Regions from separate parts of the Homo sapiens genome. Here region 1 is linked to region 2. The links are chromatin loops, found by intact Hi-C in ENCODE. Cell type or tissue: heart right ventricle. All regions are shown on one strand.

Region 1 (8,000 bases), 48 kb before region 2:
TAAAGCTAGTTAGTGGTGGAAGAACTGAGGTCAGTCTCCCACTTTGTAGCACAGAGCTAATTCGTAAGAGCCCTCTGAAAGTGAGCTGGGGTCATTAGGAAACCGGCTGCCCAGGAGAGCCATGATGGGAGAAGATACCAGCCTGAATTTAAAGCAATTCCATATTTGGTTATGATGTCATTTTCCCTGTCTCTGTCTCTCTCTTTTGACCTGGAGGCATGAAAGATTCAAGGCAGAAAGGGAAATTTAAACTGAGAAAGCCAAGAAAGGCAACATCTCACCTCCTTAATAAGTTATAAGTAGGTAGTGAGGCATGTGCTAGAGTAATGAATGGCCAAGCAGAATCTGCCAACAAGGGTTTTCAGTACAAAGCCACCCTGAAACCAGACTTTGCATTTGCCTGGAACTGGCAATTTTGATGCCTTGGGCAAGTAGCAGTACATGGGCCCTTGGTCAATTTTGTGCTCCGGATTTGGCCCACGGAGGGGTGTTATTAACAATGTACACCATCTGCTAGCTTCCCATTTTAACTAATTATTCTTGTTAACTAGGTGCTAACCTTCAACACAGTTGAAGAAATGCCTGGGCTGTCAACGTGTAAATCTAACAAAATTTAAAGTCAAGTACTCTTTTAAAACCAGTATGAATACTTTCTTGCACCCTTTAAATTTTGGTATCCTGGCACAAAGCCAAGTCACCTGCCTTGGCTCTGTGTAAGTCTCACCAATGTACTTGTTACTAGGGAGGTGCAGAATAAGTTAATAAGTGATGTGTGCTGTGCTCAGTGCACGTGTGTTTGGGCTGGGAGAAGACAGTGGATTGCTCCAGAATCACCTGGAGACATTTTCTACTCTGCTGCATACCCCATGCCCCTCTACTTCCAGGTCTGTCAGCACAGAGATGGGAGGAGGCTGGGTTTTGAATGAACAGAGACAGCAAACCATAAAAGATGAATGAGGCTGGGTGTGGTGGCTCACACCTATAATCCTAGCACTTTGGTACGGCCAGTAGGGAGGACCGCTTGAGGCCAGGAGTTCAAAACCAGCCTGGGCAATAAAGCCCCAACTCTACAACAAATTTAAAAGATGAACTGGCGTGGTGGTGCATGCCTATAATCTTAGCCACTTGGGAGGCTGACGGGGGAGGACTGCTTGAGCTCAAGAGTTGGAGGTTACAGTGAGCTATGATCATGCCACTGCACTCCAGCCTGGGCAACAGAGTGAGGCCCTGTCTCTGGGGGGAAAAGAAAAAGATGTCTTCTAAGTGTTCTAAATTGTGTGATCACTACACTAAAGTGGTTAGGAGCTGTTTGTTCTGTGTTCTGATAGTTATACATTTTTAAGAAAAAATATAATCAAGCAGATAGGCAGCTACTCTGGTTTCCACTTACAACACCAGTGAGAAGCTTCGTGGTGTGCAGATGAGGAGGCCACTGGGTAGTATCCATTCTCAGGGCAGTGGCTTTTCTCATTGCAGGGTAACATGTGACAACTGGCAGAAGACATTTCAAATTGCTGACAAGTATTCTATCATTCTCCTCTCTGACAATGGTCATACAAACTACCTGAGAGTCATTTTTGACTTCTCTATTTCCCACTTTTTGACATGGGGTTGGAAAATCTTGGTTCGTTTCCACTGAATGTCTCTTGGGCACATCTATTCCAGTCCCACCGCCACTGCTCTAAACCTGGACGACAGCAACAGCTTCCTCACTGATGCCCTGGATTTGGTGTCTCCTCTGTATATCCTTCCTACCAGAGCCAGATTAGCTTTCCTAATAACCATCTTTCTCTTGCTCAAAACCTCACATGGCTTCTTATTTGCTACAAGAGTGTGTAAACATATCCTTTTAAGAGGCTATATCCTTTTAAGGTCCTTAACGTATCCTTTTAAGAAGCTATGGCCGGGCGCAGTGGCTCACGCCTGTAATCCCAGCACTTTGGGAGGCTGAGTGGGTGGATCACCTGAGGTCAGGAGTTCAAGACCAGCCTGGCCAACATGGTGAAACCCCGTCTCTACTAAAAATACAAAAATTAGCTGGGCATGGTGGTGGGCACCTGTAATCCCAGCTACTCAGGAGGCTGAGGCAGGAGAATTGCTTGAACCTGGGAGGCAGAGGTTGCAGTAAGCCGAGATGGTGCCACTGTACTCCAGCCTAGGCGACAAGAGTGAAACTCCGTCACAAAAAAAAAAAAAAAAAAAAAAAAAAAAAAAAAAAAAAGATATGGAGGCCCATGGCCTCTATCTTTCCAATGCAGCCCCTTCCCCAGCAGTACTCCTGAGCCTGTGCTCTCCATTGTGGCCTGACAGTGCTCCTCTCTTTCCTTCAGTTCCTCCTTGGCTGTCTGCTCATTTTGCAGAGTTATCTGGAACCTCGTCACTATTCCATCTGTCCATTCCCATCCATTCCTTAAGGTTTAGCTCAAGTACCACCTCTGGGCCAGGCCTGTAGGCCATGTTAAGTGAACCTGGTGGGGGCCACAGGATGTTTTCCCAACAGGGTTTTCACATTACATTGCTACTTACATGTGATATGGTTAGTCACTAATTGACCCAGACTCCCAAACGGCTCCTTCCACCATCAGGATCAAGGCCCCAATCTTGGGCTCTGTCCACCAGCCTAGGCCAGGCAAGGTGACTTTCTAGGACTCACATTTGGCTCTTTCCAATGCACATTTGAGCATTTGCCAGACAGTTCCTTAAAAACGGAATTACCCTATACTGTCTACCATGCTACTGTCTACTATTGCTTAAGATCCTCCTCTTCTAAGATTATGCAAATTATTTCTGCCAACCTTCCAATCTGTTAGCACAACCCTGTACTTTCCATTTTTGGGTAGATTCTCCCTTCCACTCTGGAAAATAAAGTGTGTATCCTGAGCCTCAAGGGAAGAGGAGCTTGCTTTGCTGGATGGTTCATATTTCCTTCGGCAGCTGGAAGGCTGGTATCCACTACTAACTGTGACACTGACTTATATACTTTCTTTGAGACTAAAGTCCAGTACCTGGTAGTCCACAGGCAGCCAATAAAGGAAGGGAGCTTGGGAGGTCTGGGTCTTTCCTTACTGGCTGTGGGACCTTGGGAAGTTGCTCCAGCTATCTGAGCCAGCGTCTGCAGACCGAGAGAATAGTCCTTGCCTTGCTTGGGTTGTTGTCAGGTCTAGAGATAACCTGTGTAAGGCTCTGAACACAGGAAATGGCACATAGTAAGTGGTTGAAACATGGTGGGCTGCTTCCTGAAGTTCCCAGGGACTTGACTCTGTAAGCTGAAGAAGAGGGGAATGTTTATTAGCTCATGGGTGGGAACATCTATTTTGTGATTGTATTTACCCTTCTCATCTGTCCAGTTAGGTTGAAAATTACTGGAGAACCAGTACCAGCGGTTTCTTTGGGGTATGCAAGGGATGATGCAGGGTTGAAGCATTAGAATGTTTTAACATTCTCTGATTGGGATGGGATTATTCTCCAACTTTAATATATGGACATAATAGAAAGGCACACAATAAAAACGTGCTGGTGGGCTGGTTGGGTATGCAGAACACACTGTTATGTTTTAGTTAACATCACTGCGTTGGATCTCACCAATGCTGTCCAGGAAAGCAGGGAAGGAGGCTCAGGCTGGCTCCCTTTTCCACCTCCTGGCTCTGTGCCCATTTCCCTGCAGCTCACTGTGGCCACCAGCCGCTCCCAGTCCTTCATCTTCCCCACATGGCACACAGTGCCCGTCATGCTCAGCCCCTCCCCCTGCAGCGTGGCCACTGCCTGGTCCACATTCTGCTGCTTCCGGCGGCTGACTACCACGTGGGCCCCGTCTTGGGCCAGACGCTGGGCGACGGCGAAGCCGATCCTGTGAGCAGAGACAAAGACTGCTAAGGCTTGTGCAGGGGAAGAGATGGACAGCATGGGCTCTGAAGTTAGACTGCCCGGTTTTGAATTCTGGCTCTTTCTCTATATGACCTCCATGTGTCTCTACTACGTGTAAAACAGGCTTAATGGCACAGCCATTTTTGGCGTTCCTTTACTTATTTTTATTATCATCTTGGACTGCAGCCTCAGTTCCCAAGAACTGACATCACTTTCTACAGTTCCCACCATGGGTGACAGGCTTCATCCCCTCTTGGGACTGAGAGGTGAGAAATGAGCTGGGTTTGCAGCAGCAGCCACTTCCGTGATTTGAGGGTCTCACTCAGAACAGCCCTGCCTCCAGGTTTCTTTCTTACTAGTCTACATCATTCTGAAAATTCTATCCTTAATTATTTTTTGGGGTGCATGTGAAAAGATGGTCTCCGGTCAAAAATGTAAATATTGCCTTGGGAGGAAGAGTTACACATTTTGCACTTGTCAGCCATTAGCATTTTACCTACATTTGTATTTTAGTTTTGTGAAGAGTTGGCATCTAGCAAAGTCCTGTAGAAATGAGAACCAGGACTGAGAAGAGAGGTGGGTGAGAAACAGGCTGGCGAAGGTCGGCCCAGATGTACCGACCTAAACAAAAATCTCGACACTTGGCTCTGGTGTCCCATCTAGGTAAGGGGGAGGGGTTCCGGGAGACTTTCCGGTGCCCAAATAGAATGTCTGGTACATTTTCAAAGTGCTGGAGGCCTTGGGATATGATTTTGAAATCCAGATTCCCTTGGATTTCTAGTTTCTGGTCTTCCCGGACGCTAGGTGGTGCTGGTTGACGGGGGCAGCCCAGAACACTGGGGGGACTAGATCGATGGGACTTCACAGAGGAGGCACAGTTGTGCCAGAGGCAGCAGGGACACGAAGGCAGGCAAGGGAGGGTCCAGGGCCAGGGGATTCGGAGGGGCTTCGGGCGGACCACGTGGCTACTTCTTTTCCATGGCCAGACTTTGGCGGTATGTGAGGTCTGAGGACAGGGGCACTGGAGGCAAAGGACGAGACACCAGTGCCTGTTTCCAGGCAGCCAGGGCCTCAGAAACTCCGGCACCAACACTCACCAGTCGGTGGAGGCCGTTACCAGGGCCACCTTATTTGTGAGCGGGTCCCGGCGGGTCATCCCGGAGCTGGCCAACCGCACCGACTTCCCTGCCCGGGCACAGTGGCCTCGTAGCCGCGCCTTGTGCATGGATCAGACCAGCAAGTCTGGGTTCCACTCCTTCCAGCGAGGTGACAGAGTAGGGCGAAGGGGCAGGACGAAGGGCGGGCCGCTTCCCTGCCTGCTCCCTCCCCGCCCTCAGCCAGCTGGGAGTCGTCTGTGGCGGTTGGCGCCTCCCGCCGCCCGCCGCCCGCCAGTCGCCGCGCCCCGCAGCCAGCTACCTTCCGCCTGACTGGGGCTTGCCTTCCCGGGCTGGCGGGTGATCAAAGCGCTCTCCGTTCAAGTTGCCTGTAGGGCTCGCCCCTCCCCTGGCCCCCGCAGGAACCCGCAGCCTTTGGCTGCTGCCTTTCTGCATCTGCTTGCCCACCTTTTCTTCTTGGGGAAGTGGGGGTTTTGAGTTGGTTGCTTTTGCTTCTTCAGAATTCCTTCTCCAAGAAAGTCTGGGTCTATGTATGTGACAGCCCACAGGAGGGCAAATGTTTTGAGACTGCCCATGGAGGTGAGGCCTGTGGTCCCCATGGAGTCCACCAGGTGAGGCTGGAGCAGCCTGGGAGAGAGACGTGATAGGGAGTAGCTGCACCAGGCCTGGCACTGCCCTTCCCTCTGCCCAAGGTCTCCATGTTGCAGACAATGATCATTGGCCAAACAGGATCTCATATCCCTCGCCAAAGGGACTTCCTCCTTTACAGGGGCTAAGTGGTAGCGAGGAGGCTGGACAGTCCCTCAAGCAGTGGTGGAAATGCAAAGAACTCGGGGCACTCAAGTTCTCCCTAACCACTCTGTCCCCAGGTCTTAGCCTCCATCCTAGTTCAATAAATATTTGTTGAATGCAAAATCTCTTTATGAACTGTAAGCTACTAAGCACATAGTAGTTACTGCCACCATGTAGTGATTATTATTGGTGCCCTGGGCCAGACTCTTCATCTGTAAATTACTGAGGGTATGGAGTAGATGATGAATAAAGTCCTTGCCAGCTATAAATTCTGTGTCCAAGACTTCAGTCTCCACTTCTGCCAAGTGGGCTGAAATGATCTCCCTCCTGGGTTTCCGGGAGAATGAATAAATATGGATGGCTTATGGTACACTGTAGAAAGGCCCCAACAGACCCAAATGTAAGCATCTGAATTAGTTTAACCCACTGGCCTCCTAAGCCAGACTGAGAAGCAGTGCTGGTTCATGGCAGCGTTTTCATTAGTTCAAAGCAAAATGAGAAAAGGAAACAATTACAGTGAGTTTCATAAAGCTAAGCTTATTTAACAGTCCTTTATTGTGGAGTATACGTTTGCTTCTTTTTTTGTGTGTTAGTGTTTTCTTTTAGAAAAGATGATGAAAGCAGATGGGTAGGTTTGGAGATGTGTTGTTGGTGAAATCACCAGTTTTGCAGCCTTATGCCAGTCCCTACAATTAGAGGGGAAAGAATCCTGGTTTGTAAAATCCAGTTCTAGGCATGACTTTTGAATAGAATTCATGTTTGCTCAAGATTCATTTAGTGTATGTGCAGGTCAGCTGAGCAGCTGAAAAAGGATTTCAACATTCAGCAGGGCGTGGTGGCTCACCCTGTAATCCCAGCACTTTGGGAGGCCGAGGCAGGTGGATCACAAGGTCAGGAGATCAAGTCCATCCTGGCTAACACGATGAAACCGGTCTCTACTAAAAATACAAAAAATTATCCGGGCGTGGTGGCATGTGCATGTAGTCGCAGCTACTCGGGAGGCTGAGGCAGGAGAATGGCATGAACCCGGGATGCGGAGCTTGCAGTGAGCCGAGATCATGCCACTGCACTCCAGCCTGACCGACAGATGGAGACTCTGTCTCAAAAAAAAAAAAAAAAAAGGGTTTCGACATTCAAACGGTGGCGTATAGTGAGCAAGTAATAGGACGGCCTGCACTGTATTGATAGTGTTTTCCTCAGCCAAGAAGTTACAGCTGCAGTACTCTGCTTTGCTACTCAGCACATCCCGATGAGACAGGAGAGCTTAAGTATCATTTTCCCCATGTCCAGGGAAAACTGACTCTGACTGGTGCTCCTTAGTTTGAGCCTCATGAACTATTGACAGAGGCTGGAAGCACCACACTCCTTGTCCTCTTGCACTGTTTGGAGCTAATGCACTGTGGGAACCTTTACCAGGGCTCTCCATCTGTGTGTGGCGCTGGGGTGGGGGTACACAGGAGGACGGCTGTGGGGGTTCTCAAGGCTTGGTTCAAACGGACAGGCCTGCAGGGGGCGTTTGATCTCTCTTCCCCTTCTCTTCAGAGGTAGACACGGCCACTGAGGGGCTGAGGGTTGCAGGAAGGTGAGCAAGACTATACTTCAAAGAGCAAAGGATTCTGGGAAAAGAGAATTGTGGCTTGGGAGCTTGGTGAACATCACATGGCCCTCCCTTGTGTGGGCAGGGTTGCTATTGGGCCTCCAGCCTATTTCTTTTGCGGAGAGCACAGGGGACATTAGGGAGGGGGCCTGTGAGCAGAAAAGGATAGAAGGAAGTCAAGAAGTGTGGGAATCTCTAGCACTACTCCTCATCAAGCTGGCTTATTGGAGATAAGAGCAGGAAATCTTGGTCCGGGCATGGTGGCTCATGCCTGTAATCCCAGCACTTTAGGAGGCTGAGGTGGGCAGATCACTTGAGGTCAGGAGTTTGAGACCAGCTGGCCAATATGCTGAAACCTAGTCTCTACTGAAAATACAAAAATTAGCCGGGTGTGGTCAGGAGCTCAAGACCAGCCTGGCCAACATGGTGAAAACCTGTCTTTACTAACAATACAAAAATTAGCTGGGCATGGTCAGGAGTTCGAGACTAGGCTGACCAACATGGTGAAACTCCATCTCTACTAAAAGTACAATAACTAGCCAGGCCTGGTGGCACGTGCCTGTAATCCCAGCTACTCAGAAGGCTGAGGCAGGAGTATTGCTTGAACCTGGGAGGCAGAGGTTGCAGTGAGC
Region 2 (8,000 bases):
GGTGCAGAGTAAGTTAATAAGTGATGTGCACTGTGCTCAGTACACATGTGTTTGGGCTGGGAGGAGACAATGGATTGCTCTAGAATCACCTGGAGACATTTTCTACTCTGCTGTATACCCCATACTCCTCTCCTTCCAGGTCTGTCAGCACAGAGATGGGAGGAGGCTGGGTTTTGATTGAACAGAGACAGCAAACCATAAAAGATGAATGAGGCTGGGTGTGGTGGCTCACACCTATAATCCTAGCACTTTGGTAGGCCCAGTGGGGAGGACCACTTGAGGCCAGGAGTTCAAAACAGCCTGGGAAATACAGCCCCAACTCTACAAAAAATTTAAAAAATGAACTGGTGTGGTGGTGCATGCCTATAGTTTTAGCCACTTGGGAGGCTGAGGTGGGAGGATTGCTTGAGTTCAGGACTTCGAGGTTACAGTGAGCTATGATCATGTCACTGCACTGCAGCCTGGGCAACAGAATGAGGCACTGTCTCTGGAAAAAAATAAAAGAAAGTCTTCTAAGTCTTATTCTAAATTGTGTGATCACTACACTAAAGCGGTTAGGAGCTGTTTGTTCTGTGTTCTGATAGTTATACATTTTTAAGAAAAAATATAATCAAGCAGATAGGCAGCTACTCTGGTTTCCACTTACAACACCAGTGAGAAGCTTCGTGGTGTGCAGATGAGGAGGCCACTGGGTAGTATCCATTCTCAGGGCAGTGGCTTTTCTTATTGCAGGGTAACATGTGGCAACTGGCAGAAGACATTTCAAATTGCTGACAAGTATTCTATCATTCTCTTCTCTGACAATGGTCATACAAACTACCTGAGAGTCATTTTTGACTTCTCTATTTCCCACTTTTTGACATGGGGTTGGAAAATCTTGGTTCGTTTCCACTAAATGTCTCTTGGGCACATCTATTCCAGTCCCGCCGCCACTGCTCTAAACCTGGACGACAGCAACAGCTTCCTCACTGATGCCCTGGATTCGGTGTCTCCTCTGTATATCCTTCCTACCAGAGCCAGATTAGCTTTCCTAATAACCATCTTTCTCTTGCTCAAAACCTCACATGGCTTCTTATTTGCTGCAAGAATGTGTAAACATATCCTTTTAAGAGGCCATATCCTTTTAAGGTCCTTAACGTATCCTTTTAAGAAGCTATGGCCGGGCACAGTGGCTCACGCCTGTAATCCCAGCACTTTGAGAGGCCGAGGGGGTGGATCACCTGAGGTCAGGAGTTCAAGACCAGCCTGGCCAACATGGTGAAACCCCGTCTCTACTAAAAATACAAAAATTAGCTGGACGTGGTGGTGGATGCCTGTAATCCTAGCTACTCGGGAGGCTGAGGCATGAGAATTGCTTGAACCTGGAGGCGTAGGTTGCAGTGAGCTGAGATTGTGCCATATCACTTCAGCCTGGGCAACAAGAATGAAACTCTGTCTCAAAAAAAAAAAAAAAAGATATGGAGGCCCATGGCCTCTATCTTTCCAATGCAGCCCCTTCCCCAGCAGTACTCCTGAGCCTGTGCTCTCCACTGTGGACTGACAGTGCTCCTCTCTTTCCTTCAGTTCCTCCTTGGCTGTCTGCTCATTTTGCAGAGTTATCTGGAACCTCGTCACTATTCCATCTGTCCATTCCCATCCATTCCTTAAGGTTTAGCTCAAGTACCACTTCTGGGCCAGGCCTGTAGGCCATGTTAAGTGAACCTGGTGGGGGGCACAGGTTGTTTTTCTAGGAGGATTTTCACATTACATTGCTACTTACATGTCGTATGGTTAGTGCTAATTGATCCAGACTCCCAAACGGCTCCTTCCACCATCAGGATCAAGGCCCCAATCTTGGGCTTTGTCGACCAGTCTAAGCCAAGCTTTTTTGGACTCACATTTGTGACTTTCTTGGACTCATATTTGGCTCTTTCCAATGCACATTTGAGTGTCTGCCAGACTGTTCCTTAAAAATGGAATTACCCTATTCTGTCTACTATTGCTTAAGATCCTCCTCTTCTAAGAAGATTATGCAAATTATTTCTGCCAACCTTCCAATCTGTTAGCAGAATCCTGTACTTTCCATTTTTGGGTAGATTCTCCCTTCCACTCTGGGAAATAAAGTGTGTGCCCTGAGCCTCAAGGGAAGAGGAGCTTCCTTTGTGAATGCTTCATAGTTGCTTCAGCAGCTGCAAGGCTGTTGTCCACTACTAATTATGACATTGACTTATGTACTTTCTTTGAGACTGAAGTCCAGTACCTGGTAGTCCACAGGCAGCCAATAAAGGAAGGGAGCTTGGGAGGTCTGGGTCTTTCCTTACTGGCTGTGGGACCTTGGGAAGTTGCTCCAGCTATCTGAGCCAGGGTCTGCAGACTGAGAGAATAGTCCTTGCCTTGCTTGGGTTGTTGTCAGGTCTAGAGATAACCTGTGTAAGGCTCTGAACACAGGAAATGGCACATAGTAAGTGGCTGAAACATGGTGGGCTGCTTCCTGAGGTTCCCAGGGACTTGACTCTATAAGCTGAAGAAGAGGGGAATGTTTATTAGCTCATGGGTGGGAACATCTATTTTGTGATTGTATTTACCCTTCACATCTGTTCAATTAGATTGAAAATTACTGCAGAACCAGTACCAGCTGTTTCTTTGGGGTACTCAAGGGATGATGCAGGGTTGAAGCATTAGAATGTTTTAAAATTCTCTGACTGAGATGGGATGATTCTCTGACGTTAGTATATGGACATAATAGAAAGGCACACAGTAAAAATGTGCTGCTGTCTAGGAAAGCAGGGAAGGAGGCTCAGGCTGGCTTCCTTTTCCACCTCCTGGCTCTGTGCCCATTTCCCTGCAGCTCACCATGGCCACCAGCCGCTCCCGGTCCTCCGCCTTCCCCACATGGCACACAGTGCCCGTCACGCTCAGCCCCTCCCCCTGCAGCGTGGCCACCGCCTGGTCCACATTCTGCTGCTTCCGGCTGCTGACGACCACGTGGGCCCTGTCCTGGGCCAAACGCCGGGCGATGGCGAAGCCGATCCTGTGAGCAGAAAGAGACAAAGACTGCTAAGGCCTGTGCAGGGGAAGAGGTCGACAGCATGGGCTCTGAAGTTAAGACTGCCCGGGTTTGAATTCTGGCTCTTTCTCTATATAACTCCTACGTGTGCCTACTATGTGTAAAACAGGCTTAATGGCATGGCCATTTTTAGCACTGCTTTACTTATTTTTATTATGACCTGGATCACAGCCTTAGTTCCCAAGAACTGACATCACTTTCTACAGTTCCCACCACGGGTGACAGGCTTCATCTCCTGTTGGGACTGAGAGGTGAGAAATGAGCTGGGTGTGCAGCAGCAGCCACTTCCGTGATTTGAAGGTCTCACTCAGAACAGTCCTGCCGCCAGGTTTCTTTCTTACTAGTCTACATCATTCTCAAAATTCTTTCCATAATTATTTTTTGGGGTGCATGTGAAAAGATGGTCTCTGGTCAAAAACGTAAATATTGCCTTGGGAAGAAGAGTTACACATTCTGCAGTTGTCAGCCATTAGCATTTTATCTACATTTGTATTTTAGTTTTGTGAAGAGCTGGCATCTAGCAAAGTCCTGTAGAAATGAGAACCAGGACTGACAAGAGAGGTGGGTGAGAAACAGGCTGGGCAAGGTAGGCCCAGATGTACCGACCTAAAAAAAAGTCTCGACACATGGCTCTGGTGTCCCATCTAGGTAAGGGGGAGGGGTTCCGGGACACTTTCTGGAGCCCAAATAGAATGGTACATTTTCAAAAAGCTGGAGGCCTTGTTATAAGATTTTGAATCCAGATTCCCTTGCATTTCCAGTTTCTGGTCTTCCCAGAGGCTAGGTAAGGCTGGTTGACTGGGGCAGCCCAGAACACTGGGGGGACTAGATCGATGGGGCTGCACAGAGGTGGCACAGTTGTGCCAGAGGCAGCAGGGACAGAAGGGCTGGCAAGGGAGGGCCAGGGTATTCGGAGGGGCTTCAGGCGGACCACGTGGCTACTTTTTTTCCATGGCCAGACTTTGGCGGTATGTGAGGTCTGAGGACAGGGGCACTGGAGGCAAAGGACGAGACACCAGTGCATGTTTCCAGGCAGCCAGGGCCTCAGAAACTCCGGCACCAACACTCACCCGTCGGTGGAGGCCGTTACCAGGGCCACCTTATTTGTGAGCGGGTCCCGGCGGGTCATCCTGGAGCTGGCCATCCGCACCGACTTCCGTGCCCAGGCACAGAGGCCTAGCAGCCTGGCCATCTGCATGGATCAGACCAGCAAGTCTGGGTTCCACTCCTTCCAGCGGAGGTGACAGAGTAGGGCGAAGGGGCAGGACGAAGGGCGGGCCGCTTCCCTGCCTGCCCCCTTCCCGCCCTCGGCCAGCTGGGAGTCGTCTGTGGCGGTTGGCGCCTCCCGCCGCCCGCCAGTCGCCCCGCCCCGCAGCCAGCTACCTTCCGCCTGACTGGGGCTTGCCTTCCCGGGCTGGTGAGTGATCAAAGCGCTCTCCGTTCAAGTTGCCTGTAGGGCTCGCCCCTCCCCTGGCCCCCGCAGGAACCCGCAGACTTTGGCTGCTGCCCTTCTGCATCTGCTTGTCCACGTTTTCTTCTTGGGGAAGTGGGGGTTTTGAGTTGGTTGCTTTTGCTTCTTCAGAATTCCTTCTCCAAGAAAGTCTGGGTCTATGTATGTGACAGCCCACAGGAGGGCAAATGTTTTGAGACTGCCCATGGAGGTGAGGCCTGTGGTCCCCATGGAGTCCACCAGGTGAGGCTGGAGCAGCCTGGGAGAGAGACGTGATAGGCAGTAGCTGCGCCAGGCCTGGCACTGCCCTTCACTCTGCCCAAGGTCTCTTCCATCTTCACGGGCCCTTGGAGGGCAGACTACGGTCATTGGCAAAACAGGATCTCATATCCCTCGCCAAAGGGACTTCCTCCTTTACAGGGGCTAAGTGGTAGCGAGGAGGCTGGACAGTCCCTCAAGCAGTGGTGGAAATGCAAAGAACTCGGGGCACTCAAGTTCTCCCTAACCACTCTGTCCCCAGGTCTTAGCCTCCATCCTAGTTCAATAAATATTTGTTGAATGCAAAATCTCTTTATGAACTGTAAGCTACTAAGCACATAGTAGTTACTGCCACCATGTAGTGATTATTATTGGTGCCCTGGGCCAGACTCTTCATCTGTAAATTACTGAGGGTATGGATGATGAATAAAGTCCTTGCCAGCTATAAATTCTGTGTCCAAGACTTCAGTCTCCACTTCTGCCAAGTGGGCTGAAATGATCTCCCTCCTGGGTTTCCGGGAGAATGAATAAATATGGATGGCTTATGGTACAGTGTAGAAAGGCCGCAACAGACCCAAAGGTAAGTATCTGAATTAGTTTAACCCACTGGCCTCCAAAGCCAGACTGAGAAGCAGTGCTGGTTCATGGCAGCGTTTTCACTAGTTCAAAGCAAAATGAGAAAAGGAAACAATTACAGTGAGTTTCATAAAGCTAAGCTTATTTAACAGTCCTTTATTGTGGAGTATACCTTTCCTTCTTTTTGTGTGTGTGTGTGTTAGTGTTTTGTTTCAGAAAAGATGATGAAAGCAGATGGGTAGGTTTAGAGATGTGTTATTGGTGAAATCACCAGTTTGGCAGCCTTATGCCAGTCCCTACAATTAGAGGGGAAAGAATCCTGGTTTGTGAAATCCAGTTCTAGGCATGACTTTTGAATAGAATTCATGTTTGCTCAAGATTCATTTAGTATATGTGCAGGTCAGCTGAGCAGCTGAAAAAGGATTTGGACATTCAGCTGGGCGTGGTGGCTCACCCTGTAATCCCAGCACTTTGGGAGGCCGAGGCGGGCGGATCACGGGGTCAGGAGATCAAGTCCATCCTGGCTAACACGGTGAAACTCGTCCCTACTAAAAATACAAAAAATTAGCCGGGCGTGGTGGTACTTGCCTGTAGTCCCAGCTACTCGGGAGGCTGAGGCAGGGGAATGGCATGAACACGGGATGCGGAGCTTGCAGTGAGCCAAGATCACGCCACTGCACTCCAACCTGAGCGACAGATGGAGACTCTGTCTCAACAAAAAGAAAAAAAACAAGGATTTCAACATTCAAAAGGGGGTGTATGGCGAGCAAGTAATAGAACAGGCCTGCACTGGATTTCTAGTGTTTTCCTCAGCCAAGAAGTTACAGCTGCAGCACTCTGCTTTGCTACTCAGCACATCCCGATGAGACAGGAGAGCTGCAGTATAATTTTCCCCATGTCCAGGCAAAGCTGACTCTGACTGGTGCTCCTCAGTCTGAGCCTCATGAATTATTGACAGAGGCTGGAAGCGCCACACTCCTTGTGCTCTTGCACTGTTTGGAGCTCATGCACTGTGGGAACCCTTCCCAGGGCTCTCCATCTGTGTGGGGCTGGGGGGAGGGTACACAGGAGGACTGCTGCGGGGGTTCTCAGGGCTTGGTTCAAAGGGACAAGCCTCCAGGGGGGTATTTGATCTCTCTTCCTCTTCTCTTCAGAGGTAGACGGGCCCACTGAGGGGCTGAGGGTTCCAGGAAAGTGAGGAAGACCACACTTCAAAGAGCAAAGGATTCTGGGAAAAGAGAATTGTGGCTTGGGAGCTTGGTGAACAACACATGGCCCTTCCTTGTGTGGGCAGGGTTGCTATTTGGCCTCCAGCACTATTTCTTTTTCTTTCTTTCTTTCTTTTTTTTTTTTTATTATACTTTAAGTTCTAGGGTGCACGTGTACAACGTGCAGGTTTTTTACATATGTACACATGTGCCATGTTGGTGTGCTGCACCCGTTAACTCATCATTTACATTCGGTATTCCTCCTAATGCTATCCCTTCCCCATGCCTGCACCCCACGACAGGCCCCAGTGTGTGATGTTCCCCACCCTGTGTCCAAGTGTTCTCATTGTTCAATTCCCACCTATGAGTGAGAACATGCAGTGTTCTCACAGGGGGCCTGTGAGCAGAAAAGGATAGAAGGAAGTCAAGAAGTATGGGAATCTCTAGCGCTACTCCTCATCAAGCTGGCTTATTGGAGATAAGAACAGGAAATCTTGGGGTGGGCATGGTGGCTCATGCCTGTAATCCCAGCACTTTAGGAGGCTGAGGTGGGCAGATCACTTGAGGTCAGGAGTTTGAGACCAGCTGGCTGAGATGATGAAACCTCGTCTCTACTGAAAATAAAAAAATGAGCCGGGTGTGGTCTGGAGTTTGAGACAAGCCTGGCTAACATGGTGAAATCCTGTCTTTACTAAAAATACAAAAATTAGCTGGGCATGGTCAAGAGTTCAAGACCAGCCTGACCAACATGGTGAAACCCTGTCTCTACTAAAAATACATGCCTGGTGGCATGTGCCTGTAATCCCAGCTACTCAGGAGGCTGAGGCAGGAGAATTGCTTGAACCTGGGAGGCAGAGGTTGCAGTGAGCTGAGATCATGCCACTGCACTCCAGCCTGGGCAACAGAAGGAGCGACTCCATCTCAAAAAAATAAAAAAAGAAGAGGAACAAGAAACCTTTCAGGGAAATACATACATATGTGGGAGTATCTCTCTGAAATGGGAACTGTAATAGGCAATGGGATTGTTCTTGTATGGAGGTGGTAACATCTGCCTATCTTGAGGGACAAATGCCTCCATGATTGAGGGCTCTACTCTCATCCTTTTCAAGGGCTGCCTGCGGTCCAGAAGAGAATTCATCTGGGATGGATTTTAAGTCTTGCATTTTGCAATAGCTGTCCCAGATTCACTGTTGAGTCATGCATCACTGACACAAGTCAGGATTAGGCTATGTGGAAGGGCTGGTGTGGGATTAGGACAACTGCCAAGCAGAGAAATAATAGTAAGAGTGTTAACAGCATTTATTGAGCACTTCCTTAGTAAGTGCTGGCAAGTGTTAAGTGCTTTTTAGAAATTTTATTGAATATTTTTAATCTGGTGAAATGGGTGTTTTAATGTAGGGAGCCAAAGGCCTGAGGGTCGTGACCAACTCAGCATTCCACTGAAGGCTATATGATCAAACAG

Evidence for each region. A loop is a pair of places that touch in the nucleus more often than their neighbours do. Peaks named below come from ENCODE experiments on the same cell type or tissue, not always from the same donor. Only the 100,000 strongest peaks of a DNase experiment are listed, where the experiment ranks them.
Region 1: a loop joins it to region 2, with 5 times the contacts of the local background. A loop is called at or near these places in 32 of 110 quality-filtered maps.

The regions. Positions count from the first base shown.
Region 1 is chr14:24,033,590-24,041,589 of GRCh38, reverse strand. It overlaps the pseudogene DHRS4L1. Among named protein-coding and RNA genes, the nearest start is that of CARMIL3, 14 kb to the left of the region's middle. RefSeq lists an enhancer at 4,660-4,749 and a silencer at 5,200-5,339. In heart right ventricle, a CTCF peak has its summit at 4,669 (motif pointing right); DNase peaks (open chromatin) are centred at 4,709 and 5,089; H3K4me3 peaks cover 1,344 bases; H3K27ac peaks cover 1,473 bases.
Region 2 is chr14:23,985,192-23,993,191 of GRCh38, reverse strand. It overlaps DHRS4L2 (dehydrogenase/reductase 4 like 2), which reads right to left and starts at 4,263. Exons shown (of 8, transcript NM_198083.4): 1 at 4,117-4,263; 2 at 2,833-3,010. The coding sequence starts at 4,244. RefSeq lists a silencer at 4,248-4,497 and an enhancer at 4,668-4,727. In heart right ventricle, a CTCF peak has its summit at 4,401; DNase peaks (open chromatin) are centred at 2,893, 4,381 and 6,261; H3K4me3 peaks cover 1,331 bases; H3K27ac peaks cover 2,914 bases.